Linked DNA regions of Homo sapiens: region 1 is linked to region 2. Evidence: chromatin loops called from intact Hi-C (ENCODE). Cell type or tissue: K562. All regions are shown on one strand.

Region 1 (8,000 bases), 250 kb before region 2:
AATTATTTTTTGATTTCAAAATAATGGTTCTAAACTTGATTGAAATCAAGGGAGAAGTGCATTGTACATAATGCACTAAGTGTTCATGAGGACCATGTATCTACCTCCTGTGGCCTAATGTACTACTGTGGCCAAAAATGTGGGCAAGATGCTGGGCTAGAGGGAGACTGGATGCACAAAAAAGATAGGTTTTGTCCATCTTTTGTCACATATACAAAAACATATAGTCCTGGCCAGGAATCCTGCATGTGTGGTTGGGGTTTCTACTTCTTGACAAATGTACATGAAACTAGAGAAATTTCAGAATAGGAGAAGTAAAATGATCAGGGCAGTGAAGAGGCTAGACAGATTAAAGGTGTCGAACTCTCTAGTTTAGAAAGATGAAGGTGAGCTGGGAATACAGTAGAGGTTTTTTTTTTTTTTTTTTGAGACAGAGTCTCGCTCTGTCACCCAGGCTGGAGTGCAGTGGCGTGATCTCAGCTCACTGCAACCTCTGCCTCCTGTGTTCAATCGATTCTTCTGCCTCAGCCTCCCGAGTAGCTGGGACTACAGGCATGTGCCACCACCCCTGGCTAATTTTTGTATTTTTAGTAGCGATGGGGTTTCACAGTACTGGCCAGGCGGGTCTCGAACTCCTGACCATGTGATACGCCTGCCTCGGCCTCCCAAAGTGCTGAGATTACTGGCGTGAACCACTGTGCCCAGCCCTATAGTAGACTCTTTGACATCCAGAATAGTGGAAGTTTGTAACATCAAATCTCAGTTTAGTAGGGATATGTTTTAGATCTTGAAACAAATCAATATATGCCATTTTAAATGAATTTCTACTTTAAACATTTACATTTTACATTTCTGAAACTCATCACTTCAAGTTATGGTATTAGCTGAGGTACAGGATGTAAATAGAGAGGGTCTGGGTAATTTATGGATGAGAGGTTTGGCACATTGACTTACCAAACCTCTCTTTAACAGTGTTAGTCAGTTTACCAGCCACAGCTGTTTTAGTTGGAAGAAACAGAAACCCAAACTCAAAGCCAAAGAGGAGTTTATTTGCTCATGTGACTTAAAAATCTAGGCATGGCTGGAATCAAGGCTCAGACATGGTCATTGGGGCTCTCTTCACTGACTCTCACATGCTGTCTGACATTGGTTTCATCCTGAGGGCAGCTTTTTTTAGGGGTGAAAAGATGGTCAGTGGCACCTGCAGATCACATGATCTTACAGCACTGGGCCTGGAGGAAGAGAGCCTGATAGAGGAATTCTGGTCATGTGCCTTCTCCTTTCATTGGGCCTCTAGGCAGTAGGTGAGGAGCACCATGAGTGGTCAAGTCTGTGCTCACCCCAGAGACCAGGGGGAGGACAGGGCACTGTGATTGATAGTCCTACTCCAACCTCATGGGATGGCTGTGAGCTGTTCGCCATTGGAAGGAAAAGTGCTAGGTAGTCAAAATAAACAACTACCCTCAGTCCATGTATGCTATGAATAGGTCACTGAAAATGATAGTCATGGAATTCTACCCCTCCTTTTCTGATCTTTGAGCAAGAAGAATGGGAAATTTTGCTTGACCGGGGACATTAGGTATCTTTCCCCTAGAGAATCATTTTGGATTGAAAAATAGAAGCCAGGCCAGGTGCGGTGGCTCATGCCTGTAATCCTCAGCACTTTGGGAGGCCAAGGCGGGCGGATCATGAGGTCAGGAGCTTGAGACCAGCTTGGCTAACACGGTGAAACCCTGTCTCTACTAAAAATACAAAAATTAGCCGGGCGTGGTGGCGTGTGCCTGTAATCCCAGCTACTCAGGAGGCCGAGGCAGGAGAATCGCTTGAACCCGGGAAGCAGAGGTTCCAGTGAGTTGAGATCGTGCCGGTGCACTCCAGCCTGGGCGACAAAGCAAGACTCTGTCTCAAAAAAAAAAGCCATGGAGCGTCTGTGCAAGCAAATGTTACTAATAGCATGTTAGAAATTGAAATTTTGAAAATTTATTCAGTCTTCAATTTTGATTTTTCATGTATTATTATTATTATTATTATTATTATTTTTTTTAGACAAGGTCTCGTTCTGTTGCCCACACTAGAGTGCAGTAGCGCAAGCATAGCTCACTGCAGCCTCGAACTCCTGGGCTCAAGCAGCCCTCCCAGCTCAGCCTCCTGAGTAACCGGGACTGTAAGCGCATGCCACCATGCCTGGCTAATTTTTTAATTTTTGTAGAGACAGAGTCTCACTTTGTTTCTCAGACTAGTCTCAAACTTTTGGCTTCAAGCAATCTCCCACTTAATTATCCCAAAAGTGCTGAGATTATAGGCGGGAGCTACCATGCCCGGCCATTATTCAGTCTTAATTTGGGGGCTATGAACCCTATGTCACCTTTCTTACTGATTTCTTTCTACCGTATTTCCTCAGCATTTTATTTCCCCTATTTTCTTCACATCCTTGCTTGCATACGTTATTCTCTTCCCCTATTTTCATACATAGATAAGTTGCACGATTTCTTATTGCACAACAGTAAGAATTGTGCACAATTTCTTTTTGCCTGTCCGTCATTCCTTGTTCATGTCTAGTGGTAGTCTGTCTTCTGTTCTCTTCCTTCCACCTGTTCATCTGCTTTATCCCCCTACTATTTAATTTTATCTACCCACCCCTTATGCCCTGTTATGATTTGTTATAACGAAGTATATATACATCCCACACCTATAATGGAATAAAATAAGTTACTAAAGGGTGAATCTTTTTTTCATAACTTAGATTGAGGAGGGAACTTCATTTTTGTTTTTGCTTTATTACCACTCCCTGATCTGACATCACAAAGGAAGTCATTTTTTATGAGTTTGCATAAATCATTTTCTGTGTTTGTGAGCATGTTTATGTGTTTCAAACAAACACTTTTGTGTTAGACTAGTTTTAGACTAGTTAGACTAGACTAGTTCAACCTTAGTTTTTTAGCTTACCATACTGGTCTGCATTACAGTAAGATGACTAGATATTCCTTTAAAGATATGATCTCACCTTAAAACACTTTTCTGCCAGTACTTAAACAACTTTTACACGGGGTTGGTCTCTCTATGCTTAAGCTTAGAAAAAAATCTTCTAGTTTGATAAGCAGCATGGTTGGGTTGGGAGCAGAATTTTTCTGGAGATGCTGTCTGTAAAATTGGGAAATGTATATCTTAATAATAAGGAATTTTGGTCCACAACCTAGATTACATTTTCATAAAGTCGGAATGTGTATTTCTTGTTTAAGAAATGAAAATGTTAAGCCCCTTAGAGTTACTATTGCATTTTAACCCACTCTTACTGTTTATACTAATTTTTTTCATCCTTGACCAAAATTTCTCAACCTCTGCACCACTGATAGTAGGCTGGATAATTCTTTTTTTTTTTTTTTTTTTTTTGTGGGAGGGGTGGCTCTCCTGTGTATTGTAGTATGTTTAGCCAAATCTCTGACCTTTATCTATGAGATCCAGTAGCACCCTCCATCCCTAGTTGTGACAACCAATATTGCCTACAGACATTGCTAGATATCTCTTGGGATGGTGGGGATGGGGGAGAATCACACAAACCCTTGAAACTGCTAAACTAGATGATAAGCCTTCAACTTAGGGTAAGAACAAGTAGGAAGAAATTAATTGGGAAATTAGAATTAATTGGGAAAACTTTTTTAAAAAGTTGATTTATAAGCATTTTTTTTCTGCTTGTAGAAGTGATGCCTTGTAGCTAATCTGGATTATTTGAATAATACAGAACATATAAGGGAAGAAAGTTAAAATAAACTAATTATACCACCTAGAAATAATCATTGTCAACTATTGATTTACTTTGTTAAGTCTTTTGTCTATATTCACAAATGGTAATGATTTTTAAAATGATTTTTAAACTTAATATGTATTGTGAGAATTTATATCAATAAATATTCGTTGAAAAAATATATCTGTATATATATTTTTTGAGACGGAGTTTCGCTCTTGTTGCCCAGGCTGGAGCACATTGGTGCGATCTTGGCTCACTGCAACCTCTGCTTCCTGGGTTCAAGTAATACCTCTGCCTCAGCCTCTGGAGTAGCTAGGATTACAGGCACCCAGAGTAGCTGGGATTACAAGTGCCTGCCACCACGCCTAGCTAATTTTTTGTACTTTTAGTAGAGACGGGATTTCACCATGTTGGCTAGGCTGGTCTTGAACTCCTGACCTCAGGTGATCTGCCCACCTCAGATTCCCAAAGTGCTGGGATTATGGGTGTGAGCCACCGCCCCCAGCCCACTGAAAATATTTTTAATGGCAGCATAATATTCAGTCATCTGGGTATACCAAAATGTATTTACTGCTGGGTATTTTTCACTAATGGAAGTGATATGTTATGGTGAGCATCTTTGTTCATAAGTCTGCTTAGTCAGTTTTAGTTAATTTTAGAATTCAAGTCTCCCTAGCAAGAATTAGCATTTGTATTTATGCAGGATAGGGCATTCACATTCACTTCATTTTAAAAATAGCACTCTTTATGTGCATTGCCTGAGGGATAGGGTGACCAGATGTCCCACTTCTAGAAGATGCTTTCTGCTTTTTAATACCTTTATTCTGTTTTGAGAAATTTTCTTAGACTAGAAACATATAAGTTCATTTCAAAAATTTAACCTTTTAAAAATTGAAACTGCTTCTTTTTCTGACCATTGTCATTATTGTTGCTTTTATTCACTCTGTTTCTTGATCTTGGATCAATCTGTGCCAGAGAGAATAATTGAACTAGAAAGAATTTTAAAAAGAGAAAAAACATGAAGCTTCTAAATTACTATACATGATATAATTTTAGTTTGAAAATTACCTGATAATATGTTATCAGGACATTGTAGACATGTCCTCCTAATTAGAACAAATTAACAGTGTCTGGAGAAGGCCATGCCTTTGCTTTCGGGGACAGTTGAGAACCCGAGAGTCCTTCAGCATCAACAACCTGCTTTGTAAAACAATTAGAATGGAGCAAAATATGCCCAATGCTAAAGGAGCGTTATAGAATGGAATCTTTATAGCAGTCAGAAGGTGTTTTGGGATTAGTGAGGCCTTCAGGTCATTGCCGTGTGTAGCAGCCCTTCCGAAGGACTAGGATCACGGCAGTAGCCACAGACCTGGGCAAGGGTTGATTGTGTGGAGCCTTAGACATTAAAGGCATAGGAAACTGAGTTGAAGCCTTAGCAGCCTTGGAAGTTTCTTTGCTTTTCTTCCTCCACTAAAACCTTGATTTTTTTTAACCTTATATAGTTGTTACTTGTTTTCTTGTAAAGACTGTGGCTCAGTCAAATGTGTGGTTCCATGGCAGTAAATTATCAAATAATAGTGATTAATATTTACTGAGGCTTTACTGTAGGCCAGATACTATTCTGAGGGCTTTGTTGCAACTGTTTCCTTCCTTGCCTTCCAACCCTCCCAGGGTCCTGAAAGCGAGGCAGTACATCATAGAAGTCAAGGGCATGGAATCCACACCTAGATACTGGATCTTGGTTTGAATCCTGGTTTTGCTATTCTACTTTCTCTGTGTCTTTAAGCAAGCCACTTAACCTCTTTATGCTTCAATTTCCTTATCTTTATAATGGTGATAATAAAACCTACCTTATGTGGTTTTAATGATGACTGACTTATAATATATTAAGAAATGCTTAGAATAGTGACCGGTATTTAGTAAATTCTTACAAGTATTAGTTATTACTATTGTTGCTGTTATAGCTGTCATTCTCCTTTCTCTCTGTCTGCTTTCTCATCTTCTTAAGCTCACTTACCTCCTATTGCACCTTAGATATTGATGTTCCTGGGCTCTGTCCTTGACCTACACTCCCTCCCACTGTGGCCTGATCCAGTCCTGAAGAGTCAGGTGCCAGCCCTGTGCTGATGACTTCCAAACCTGTTTCCAGCCTGCTTGCTCTTCCTACAAACCTAGATCCCTACAGACAACTGCCTTATGGACATCTTCACAAGCCCCCCAAACCCAGCATATTCAAAATCGATTGTCATCTGCTCCCTCCTTCTTCATACTACCCTACCTGATTTAATTTCTCTGTGTCTTAGTTTCTACATCTGTATGATGGCATAATACTTACTTCATAGGGTTGTTATGAAGATTAAATGAGATAGTACATGGGAAGCACTTAGAATAATGCCTGGCACATATTTAAGAAATGTTAGCTACTGTCATTGTTGTTGTTATTTCTTTTTCCTGTCTGGTGAATGACATCAGTATCCCTCCAGTAACCCAAACACAAAACTTAGAAATCGTCTTGATTTACTTTCCCCCACACCCCTGCACCCCACCTAATCAGTTATCATTTCCTAGTACTGTTACTGCTCTATTTGGGGCCCTTATCTTTTTTTTCTTTCTTTCTTTCTTTTTTTTTTCTTGAGACAGGGTCTTGCTCTGTTGCTCAGGCTGGAGTGCAGTGACGTGATCATAGCTCACTGCAGTCTCGACCTTGTGAGCTAACTAATCCTTCTGCCTTAGCCCCCCAAGTAGCTGGCACTATAGTAGCTGCATGCCACCACACCCAGCTAATTTTTTGTTTTTTGGAAACAGGGTCTCACTGTGTTGTCCAGGCTGGTCTTGAACTCCTGGGCTCAAGTGATCCTCCCACCCTGGCCTCCCAAAGTGCTGAGATTAGAGGTGTGAGCCACCATACTCAGCTTGGTCCCTTATTCTTTCCTGGTTCCTCAAACAGCTTCCTAAGCAATCTTTGGTCTTACTTTCTATAATCTGTTTTTTCATTCTGTTACTAGTGAGATCTTTGTAATGCACATATCTGAGCATGCCACTGCCTGGCTTGAAATTCCTTCATGATTCCCCATAGGATTTTGTCCTGAGAATAAATTTGTTAGTGTAATGCTTCCTGAACTTTGGTGTCCATCTGAATTACTAGGAATCTTGTTAAAGGGAAGATTCTGACTCAGTAGGTCTGTGACAGGGCATGAGCCTGCATTTCTAACAACTCCCAGGTGATGCCTGTGCTGAATTGAGAACCACACCTTGAGCAGTGAGGCTGTAGTACACAGGCTCTTCATGACCTGCCTTCGCCCTGGGCCTGCCTCATCTCTCATGTTTCCCTCCTGGCATTCAGTCTTCACTTTAAGTGAGGAGCTTGCCAACTTTGCCTTCTTCTGATTTCCAGCATTCCCCTTCCTGGATTACTTTTCATTCATGAATTAGTTCTTCCGGACCCCAGTGTGGCTAAGATGTTCCTTCTGTGTGTTCATATTGCCCATTCAGTTTACTTCTGTCCTAACCCTTTACTGCACTGCATTGCAGTTGTCTATCTCCCCTTTGCTTCTCTGAACCCCTTAAAGACAGGGAAAACATCTCATTTGTTTCATTTCATTGACAACTTTTTTGAGCTGTAATTCATATACCATACAATTCATTGTATAAAGTGTATAATTCAATGGTTCACATTTATTTTTTGACTCAGTATCTAGACCAGTGTTTGCTATGTAGTAGGTACCAAGTTAGTGATTGAACATATGAATGAGTGGAATTACAATAAATTATCATTGGAAAGTTTTTTCCAAATCTTCTTTGTATTTTTTGGATTTAACGAATCAGATCATTCAAATCATCTTATTTATTTATCAGTAACTCTTCATGTGCTTCCCCTCTTCTACTGCTCCCTCCCTTTGGCACCTGGGAAGGCAACCACTTTATTCTTCTCTTGGCCAGTTTTAACATGTCATTATAGATGACTTTCCTTAGTCTCTTGGCCAGTTTTAACATGTCATTATAGATGACTTTCCTTAGTCTCCAGTGCTTCCAGTTCTCTTTTTCAACCCATGCTATGAGGAGCAGTACTGACCCATGTCAGAGATCTCAACATGCTACTCTCTAGCTCAACACCCCTGAGTGGTACCCAATCACTTACTTCCCCAGCCTAGTTATTGGCTATAGAATTAACTTATTCTTGGCCGGGCGCAGTGGCTCATGCCTATAATCCCTGCACTTTGGGAGGCCGAGGTGGGTGGATCACCTGGGGTCAGGA
Region 2 (8,000 bases):
CTTTCATTTGCAGTTTGGATTCTTTTTTCTGTTTATTAAAAATTGATGGATGAATAGGTGTAATATCAGGTGAGTTGTATGTCTGCAGGAAAAGGTTAATGACTTTTTAATTTGGGGGATTTACAAAATCCTTATAGTTTAAAAAGCAAGTATCTCTTTCTAGAGTACGAAAACTGTTTGAAATAGGCTAAGCTGACAGACTGGCTTTCCTATCAGGAAGGGAATGGGATCAGAGCTATTGAGGGGGTTTTAAAAGAAAGGCTTTTCTGCCAGTAAATGGAGAAATTTCTCATCGTTTTGGCCCAGGAGGAGAGCAACAGAAAGCCTTGTATTGCAGGAAGTTTGTAAAAATTTCACTAGGATGAGTTACGCCATTCCCATTTCATAGGACGTTTTCATTTAATAACACTTTCTCTGGGTTGCTCATTACTTGGAAGGCCATCTCAGGCCACCCAGTTCTCAGCTGAGAGGAAGGGCCTGCTTGTGAACTGGCCAGATCACATCCCAGACAGAGAATTATCCATGCGGATTAGATATCTAGGACCCTCTAGTTAAAAACCTGGCATTTTTGCTTGTAAGGATTTGGTGTAATTTTGAGGACATTTCTTTATCTTACAGTCGGAAAATGAACGAAATTACCACATTTTCTATCAGCTTTGTGCATCTGCACAGCAGTCGGAATTTAAACATCTTAAATTGGGTATGTGATGGATCGTGTATGAAAGGGTCTCTCTTTTATGGAGGGCTTAAATTCTAGGTTAACTTTCTTCTTATAGTAATATATTTGTTTTAAGTATTTGCCCAAAGATACAAGATTCTTTGGTTTCAGGGACAGAATTGGTGCATCTAATTAAGGGGATGGATTAGGGCCGGGGGGATGAGTTTAGAGAGAGGGGGCACTTGTAAGACTGAGGGTTATTTTTAAAGCTCATTGGGCCTGGCGTGATGGCTCACACCTGTAATCCCAGCACTTTGGGAGGCTGAGGAGGGTGGATCACCTGAGGTCAGGAGTTAGAGACCAGCCTGGCCAACATGGCAAAACCCTGTCTCTACTAAAAATACAAAAATTAACCGGGTGTGGTGGCACGCACCTGTAGTCCCAGCTACTTGGGAGGCTGAGGCAGAAGAATTGCTTGAACCCGGGAGATGGAGGTTGCAGTGAGCCGAGATCACGCCACTGCACTCCAGCCTGGGCAACAGAGCAAGACTCCGTCTCAAAAAAAAAAAAAATAGCTCATTGGGTATTTATGGTCCTCCAGCTAGAACCACCTGAATAAGACCTCCTGACAGCTGGAACATATGATGTCACCAAACTTTCCATTTTATTTGAACATGACATGTTAACCCACTTATTAAAACAAACCACCTGTATCATAATTTGACCTTCCTTGATGGCTCAAGGTCATTCATTACTTGTAGTCATAATTAATTATATTCCAGAGATGGCTAAAACATAGGGCTGTTTGTCCTTCAGTACAAAAGGCCCCGAGCCCCGTGCTGTCACAGCTCTCCTGCCTTAGCCATTTGTGCTATGCTGGTAGATGAGAATTGTTGGAGATAACTTCTAGTATGTTGGAGTTGAACTCACACTCTCTAATTTTGGAGAAGTTGCTTGTACTCTTAGAATCTAAGTTTCTCCAGATTTCACATGAAGGTAATATCCTTGGCCTTGTCTACCAAACAGAATGTGAATAGTGAACCTGCAGAAGGGCTTTCTGAAAGATCCTCTACTATTTAAACATTAGATGTATGTGTATATATATACACATACATGTGTATACATACATACATATATATACATATATAAATGTGTGTATATATATATATACACATACATTTATATATACATATATAAATGTGTGTGTATATATACATATATATGTAGAGAGAGAGAGAGTCATTATCCGGATTGTGCTAATGGTTTTATAAGAGTATATGTATGTCAAAAATTCATCAAATCGTACGTGTTAAACATATGCAGTTTATTGTACATTCAGTAAAGCTCAGTAAAGCTATATAAAAATGTTAGGTGCAGGAACAAAAACCATGAGCTTTAGAGTTAGGCCTGCATTTAAATTCTTGTGTGCCATCAGCTATTGGAACTTGAGAAAGTCACTTCACTTTCCTGAGTCTCAGCTTCTGTGTCTGTTATGTAGGATTTTTTTTGTTGTTGTTTTGTTTTTGTTTTTTTGAGACAGGGTCACTGAGGCTGGGGTGCAGTAGCGCCAGCACGGCTCACTGCAGCCTCGAACTCCTGGGCTCAAGTGATCCTCCCACGTCAGCCTCCTGAATAGCTGGGACCATAGGCATGTGCCACCATGTCCAGCTAATTTTTTATAGAGATTTGGTTTTGCCCTTTTGCCCAGGCTAGTCTTGAACTCCTGGGTTCAAGCAAGCCCCCTGCCTCAGGCTCCCAAAGTGCTGGGATTACAGGCATGAGCCTCCACACCTGGCTGTAATGCAGAGTTCTAAGGAATAAATGGAATAAACTGTGTAAAGTGCATGACACAGTTCTTTGAGTATGAACTTCCCTTCTTCTGATAAATGTGTATGTCCAAATTTCTGTGTTACAGACATAACAAATCTTACTTTTTGATTTCAGGGAGTGCCGAAGAATTTAATTATACAAGAATGGGAGGCAATACTGTCATTGAGGGTGTGAATGATCGAGCTGAAATGGTAGAGACTCAAAAGACCTTCACGCTTCTGGGTAAGGGAAAATATCCCATCCAAGTATGTAGCCATTTTCTCTTAAAAAAAAAAAAAAATTAAGGCCAGGCGTGGTGGCTCACACCTGTAATCCCAACACTTTGGGAGGCTGAGGTGGGCGGATCACAAGGTCAGGAGATTGAGACCATTCTGGCCAACATGGTGAAACCTGTCTCCACTAAAAATACGAAAAATTAGCCAGGCGTGGTGGCGGGTGCCTGTAGTCCCAGCTACTCAGGAGGCTGAGGCAGAGGAATCCCTTGAACTCAGGAGGCAGAGGGTTGCATCGAGCCGAGATCACACCACTGCACTCCAGCCTGGCAACAGATCAAGACTCTCTCTTAAAAAAAAAAAAAAAAAAAAAAAATTAAAAGGTGGGGATTCCCAGCAAATGTGTATTCTGAAGGCTCCTAATCAATTCTAATTTTAGGACAAAACATCAGAACATATTTGGAGACTAAGTGGTCAAGACTATGCTTTTCCCTTAAAAGAGCTAGAAATTAATTTGTTTTTTTCCTCAGCCTTCCTGGCTCGGCTGTGAGAGGCATGGGCTGCAAGCCCTGTGACTGCCGTAAGCTCTTCTAGGCTGAGTACAAGAATGACTGGTAAAGCCAAGGTCCAATTCGGTTCAGAAGTGGAACGTTGGCCCTCTGTGGCCTTCATAGGTCTCCTGATGATGACAGTAAAATAGTGAGCACTCATCTGGAGCTTGCAATGTGCTGGGCACCATCCTAAGCACTTTATAACTCTGTGTGAACTCATTCAATCCCTACAACCACCCTAGGAAGTCAGTGCTGCTGTTTCTCCCATTTTACAAGAGGGAAACTAAGGCACAGAGATGGGAAGTGATTTACCCAACATTAGGCAACTGATTCAGAGTGGAACTGGCTTTTGCACTCCAGGGTCTTCAAGCATCTCATTTGGTACAGAAAACCCCATCTTCTATTGCTCAGATGCCGGCACAGGTGGAGCAGGCACGACTGTCACAGCACAGCCAGTTGTTCCCAATCCTTCTCGCCTTACTTTTCCCACACAGAGCTCATGTTCAGAAAGGCTGTCTACCAGATGGTGTTTATAAAAACAGGCATTCACTCTCTCATTCTGTATGAGTCTAGACATCCACATGAAGCTGCCAGTCAAAGCTTCTGATCAGGGTGAGGCCATCGGCCATTTCTTTCTTTTTTTTTTTCTTTTCTTTTTTTTGAGACAGAATCTTACACTGTCGCCAGGCTGGCCTGGAGTGCAGTGGCGCAACCTCTGCCTCCCCGATTCAAGCGGTTCCCCTGCCTCAGCTTCCCAAGTAGCTGGGATTACAAGCACACGCCACCACACCTGGCTAATTTTTTGTATTTTAGTAGATACAGGGTTTCACCGTGTTGGCCAAGATGGTCTCAATCTCCTGACCTCGTGATCTGCCCGCCTTGGCTTCCCAAAATGCTGGGATTACAGGCATGAGCCACCGCGCCCGGCCAGCCATTTCTACGTCTTGCTGAAATCTCTCTTGCTGAAATGTCCCGCCGATTCATACTAAGTGCTTTCATTCTTGTGGCCTGGTTGACTGTATCTGAATGTAAAAAACTAAGAGTTTCAGGTTAAACATATCCAAGGAATAGGCAAGACGATCACAGCTGGATAATGGAGAATGAAAACAAGATGGTTTTCTAAGCAAAATCACCATCAGACTGTTCCCTCAAACCTGCTTCGAGGAGAAAGGCAGTTTAAACATTTTATAATAATAAGATAAACACTTTCGGCACTGACTTACATTTGCTGAAAATAATTATGGTCGTCATTTCAATCTTTGTATAATGTACTCCATGGAGAGGGGGCTTGGTGCGTGAGGAGGGGACAGGTGGCCAAGCTCTGGCTGGGCTGAAGGATATGCCCTGCCCTGCCCACCCTCATCTCCCTGATCCTTCTACTCTCTCCCACCTCTATTATGTCCTCCTCCTCACAGCAAGATAATGTAGGGCAAATAGAGTAGGCTTTGGGATCAAATGAATGTGAATTCAAATCCTAATTGGTATGAATCTAAGGTTACCCACTCTGAGACTTGGTGTCTTTTTTTGAGATGGAGTCTCGCTCTGTCGCCCAGGCTGGGGTACAATGGTGCAGTCTCGGCTCACTGCAACCTCTGCCTCCGGGACTCAAGCAATTCTCCTGCCTCAGCCTCCCGAGCAGCTGGGATTACAGGCACATGCCACCGCCCCCAGCTAATTTTTGTATTTTTAGTAGAGATGGGGTTTCACCATGTTGCCCAGGCCAATCTTGAACTCCTCACCTCAGGTGATCCGCCCGCCTCTGTCTCCCAAAGTGCTGGGATTACAGGCATAAGCCACCATGTCCAGCCAAGACTTAGTGTCTTGATCTGTGAGTGGCAACGCACCTTATCTTTCATGACAACTCGTGAGGAAGCATATGTAAAAGTCCCCAGCACCAGGCCAAGCACATAGCAGGTGCATAGTAACTGCTACTCCCTGCCTGCTAGCTCTCTACATTCCCAATTGTCCAAAGCCTCACCATACTTTGAGTAAAACCATCTCTTCTTCCATGAAACCTTTTCTAATTGTTGGAGATCAGCAATTTGCAGCCATTTGCCCCCATGTTTCACACAACTTAGGTTATGTTTACAGATTTCCACATCACGTTCCTCAGTCCCAGGGCCAAGACTGGGACGAGACGAGAGAGGCACTCACTCTCAGGGCCCTGCATGTGCCGGGTTGGCCCTGGACACTTAGCCTGTGCACAGACTTAGAAGTTTTAGACAAAGCCCTCTGGAGTTTTGTGGAGAGGTAGAGTACCGTGTCCTCTCAAGGCATTAATGGTGATGGCTGCCTGCTGTGCTGTGTGAAGTGGGCAGGTGGTAAGAGATTGGGGCCACTGCACCTCTTCCCTGCAACTCTCCCTTCAAGAGAGGGTACCTCAGCTCAAACTTTTCCTTCACCTTGCACGAGGTCATCAGGGACTTCTCTGTTTAGACATGCTAGGGCGAAGCTAGATGGCCTCATGAACGCTGTGGGTCTTTTCTCATATTGCGGTGGGCACTGGTGTTAAACTGCTTAGATATACCTTACCCAGTGTGACCTCGGGTGAGTTCCCTAACCTTCCTATGCCTTAGTTTCCTCCTCTGTGAGATGGGAACAATACTAGGATTCCTTCGGGTGGTTGTAGTGAGCATGAGAGGAGCTGATGCGTGGAAAATACCAAGGACGGTGCCTGAGGCAGTGTTCCCTTCGCCTTCCCCTCCATTTCTGCTGCTGAGATCCCTCAGTTAGCAGTGAGATTACCCCTGGAGAAGCGCGAGGGGAGGCATTTTGATTAAAAAGTCCCTTTCTTCTGCTCTTCTGCTGTGTCTTTCTCATGTGATTCATCCACTGACCCCTGCCATTTGAGTGTTGCTATGATCCTTGCCCTCTGATGGGACGAACACCTTGGAATCAGGCTGTCCCTGGGACCTCAGGCTCTAGGAACTTGACCAGTGAGCTCCCCCTGGAAATCTGATTCAGGCTGGCATTGCTTTTGTGTGACAGGCTCACTAAGGATGATTACTTAACGCAGGTCTTGAGTTCTTTCTTTTGTATTAATGTTTTGGAGTTGTTATCTCCCTTTTGTGTTTCTGGAAGGCCTGGAGTAGTTTAAGGGGTTTAGTTATGGATCACAGAAAGCAGGGAGGAGTGCCAGAATGGAGGCTCCTGCACTTGGCATTTTTAGTTGCTGCTCATGATCACTTACCTGTCATTACTGTGGTGGAGGCCTGGGGTATATTTCTGTTGGACACATCTGTCCTTCGGATGGAGGAGTTACCTCCAAATGGAAAGGCAGCAAGTGCCTGGACTCAGCTGGAGCTGGAGTCTTCCCTGTGTTCTTGGATTGAAATCTTTTGAGACTGATTTTATTTAATCTTTGTAGTAGAGGAGACTCTGGGCCAGGTGCAGTGGCTCATTCCTATAATCGCAGCACTTTGGGAGGCCAAGGAGGGTGGACCACTTGAGCCCAGGCATTCAAGACCAGCCTGGGCAACATGGCAAAACCCCATCTCTACAAAAAATTAGCTGGGCGTGGTGGCGCACATTTATAGTCCCAGCTACTCAGGAGGCGGAGGTGGGAGGATTACTTGAGCCTAGGAGGTCGAGGCTGCAGTGAGCCATGATCACACCACTGCTCTCCAGCCTGGACAACAGAGTGAGACCTTGTCTCAAAAAAAAAAAAACAAAAAACTGTAGGTTTTGAAATTGTTAAAGAACATGACCTACCTGCTAATGGAAACTCCAGGTATCCTCAAGTGAGGGGTCATTGGCTTCCATTCCAGTGTCCATTCCAGGGTGGACCAGGCAGCCTGCCTGGTGTGAATGAGCCTGCCTGCCAGCCCGAGCGCATCTCTCAGCTGCTTAAGTCACCACAGTGTCATTAACACACACTGGGGGGATCCCGACCTGGCAAAACCGGGCTCACAGCGTGTGGGTCTACACTGTGATTTACAGGGTTTGAACACAGTCCTTTCTAGCAGCTGGTTTTCTTTCTTTTTGGCTCCAGGAAATGTGCTAATCCCCTCACGGTGACTGAATATGGTATGTAGTCATAATTTATATTCTACTTACTGCAATCAAAGTCCCAATGGGGAACATGGGGCAGGCTCACAACAGAATACAAGAGGGAGGGGTTATTTATTATTTACAACTGCAGAGGTGTGAGTGGAGTCTAGGGGAGCTATTAATACAAGGGGCAGTGGGCACCTGGGGGGCAGCAGCAGAACTGTTCACTGCTCTTTCCCATGTGGGCATCCAAGTGTTTCTGGAGCCTAGAAGGAGAGTTGGGTAAAGTCAGCCCCAGAGGAGCAGTGACCTTCTGTCAGTCAGGCCATGCAGCCAGTTGGAGGCAGCTTTGCAGGGAAGGGGGCTGGGGAGGACGCACTCGGAACCTTCTCCGCTCCTCTCTCTGCTCTCCTGCTAGGGCTCCCCATGAATCAAACCCAACCAAAGGCCAGAGGGCATGAAAGGCCATCGCCTTGGTTTATACCAAGTCCCCTGGGGCAGAGAGCAGAGAATCTGGAGGGGCAAACGGAATCCCTCCAGCAATCCCACCTAAAAAATAATTCAGGGATTCAGAGAGCTTGTGAGCAAAAAGAAAAATGAAAAACATTCAAAATCAAGCACAGAATCAAGGCAAGATGACTCTCCGAGGAACCTAATGTGAAATGATTACTGGGATATTAATTTTTGTGTTGAACTTCCTAGCAGCCATGGCAGAGGGGAAACCTGTGTATAGACACATGTGGTATATGTCTACAGAGG

The links. Peaks named below come from ENCODE experiments on the same cell type or tissue, not always from the same donor. Only the 100,000 strongest peaks of a DNase experiment are listed, where the experiment ranks them.
Region 1: a loop joins it to region 2, with 4 times the contacts of the local background. A loop is called at or near these places in 23 of 110 quality-filtered maps.

What each region holds. Positions count from the first base shown.
Region 1 is chr15:52,513,655-52,521,654 of GRCh38, reverse strand. The region is part of intron 1 of MYO5A (myosin VA); the gene reads left to right. Among named protein-coding and RNA genes, the nearest start is that of MYO5A, 11 kb to the left of the region's middle. In K562, no CTCF peak of the experiment used is centred here; no DNase peak of the experiment used is centred here; H3K27me3 peaks cover 1,045 bases.
Region 2 is chr15:52,264,463-52,272,462 of GRCh38, reverse strand. MYO5C (myosin VC) reads left to right here. Exons shown (of 41, transcript NM_018728.4): 7 at 619-700; 8 at 2,603-2,710. Among named protein-coding and RNA genes, the nearest start is that of MIR1266, 8.7 kb to the left of the region's middle. In K562, no CTCF peak of the experiment used is centred here; no DNase peak of the experiment used is centred here; H3K27me3 peaks cover 3,182 bases.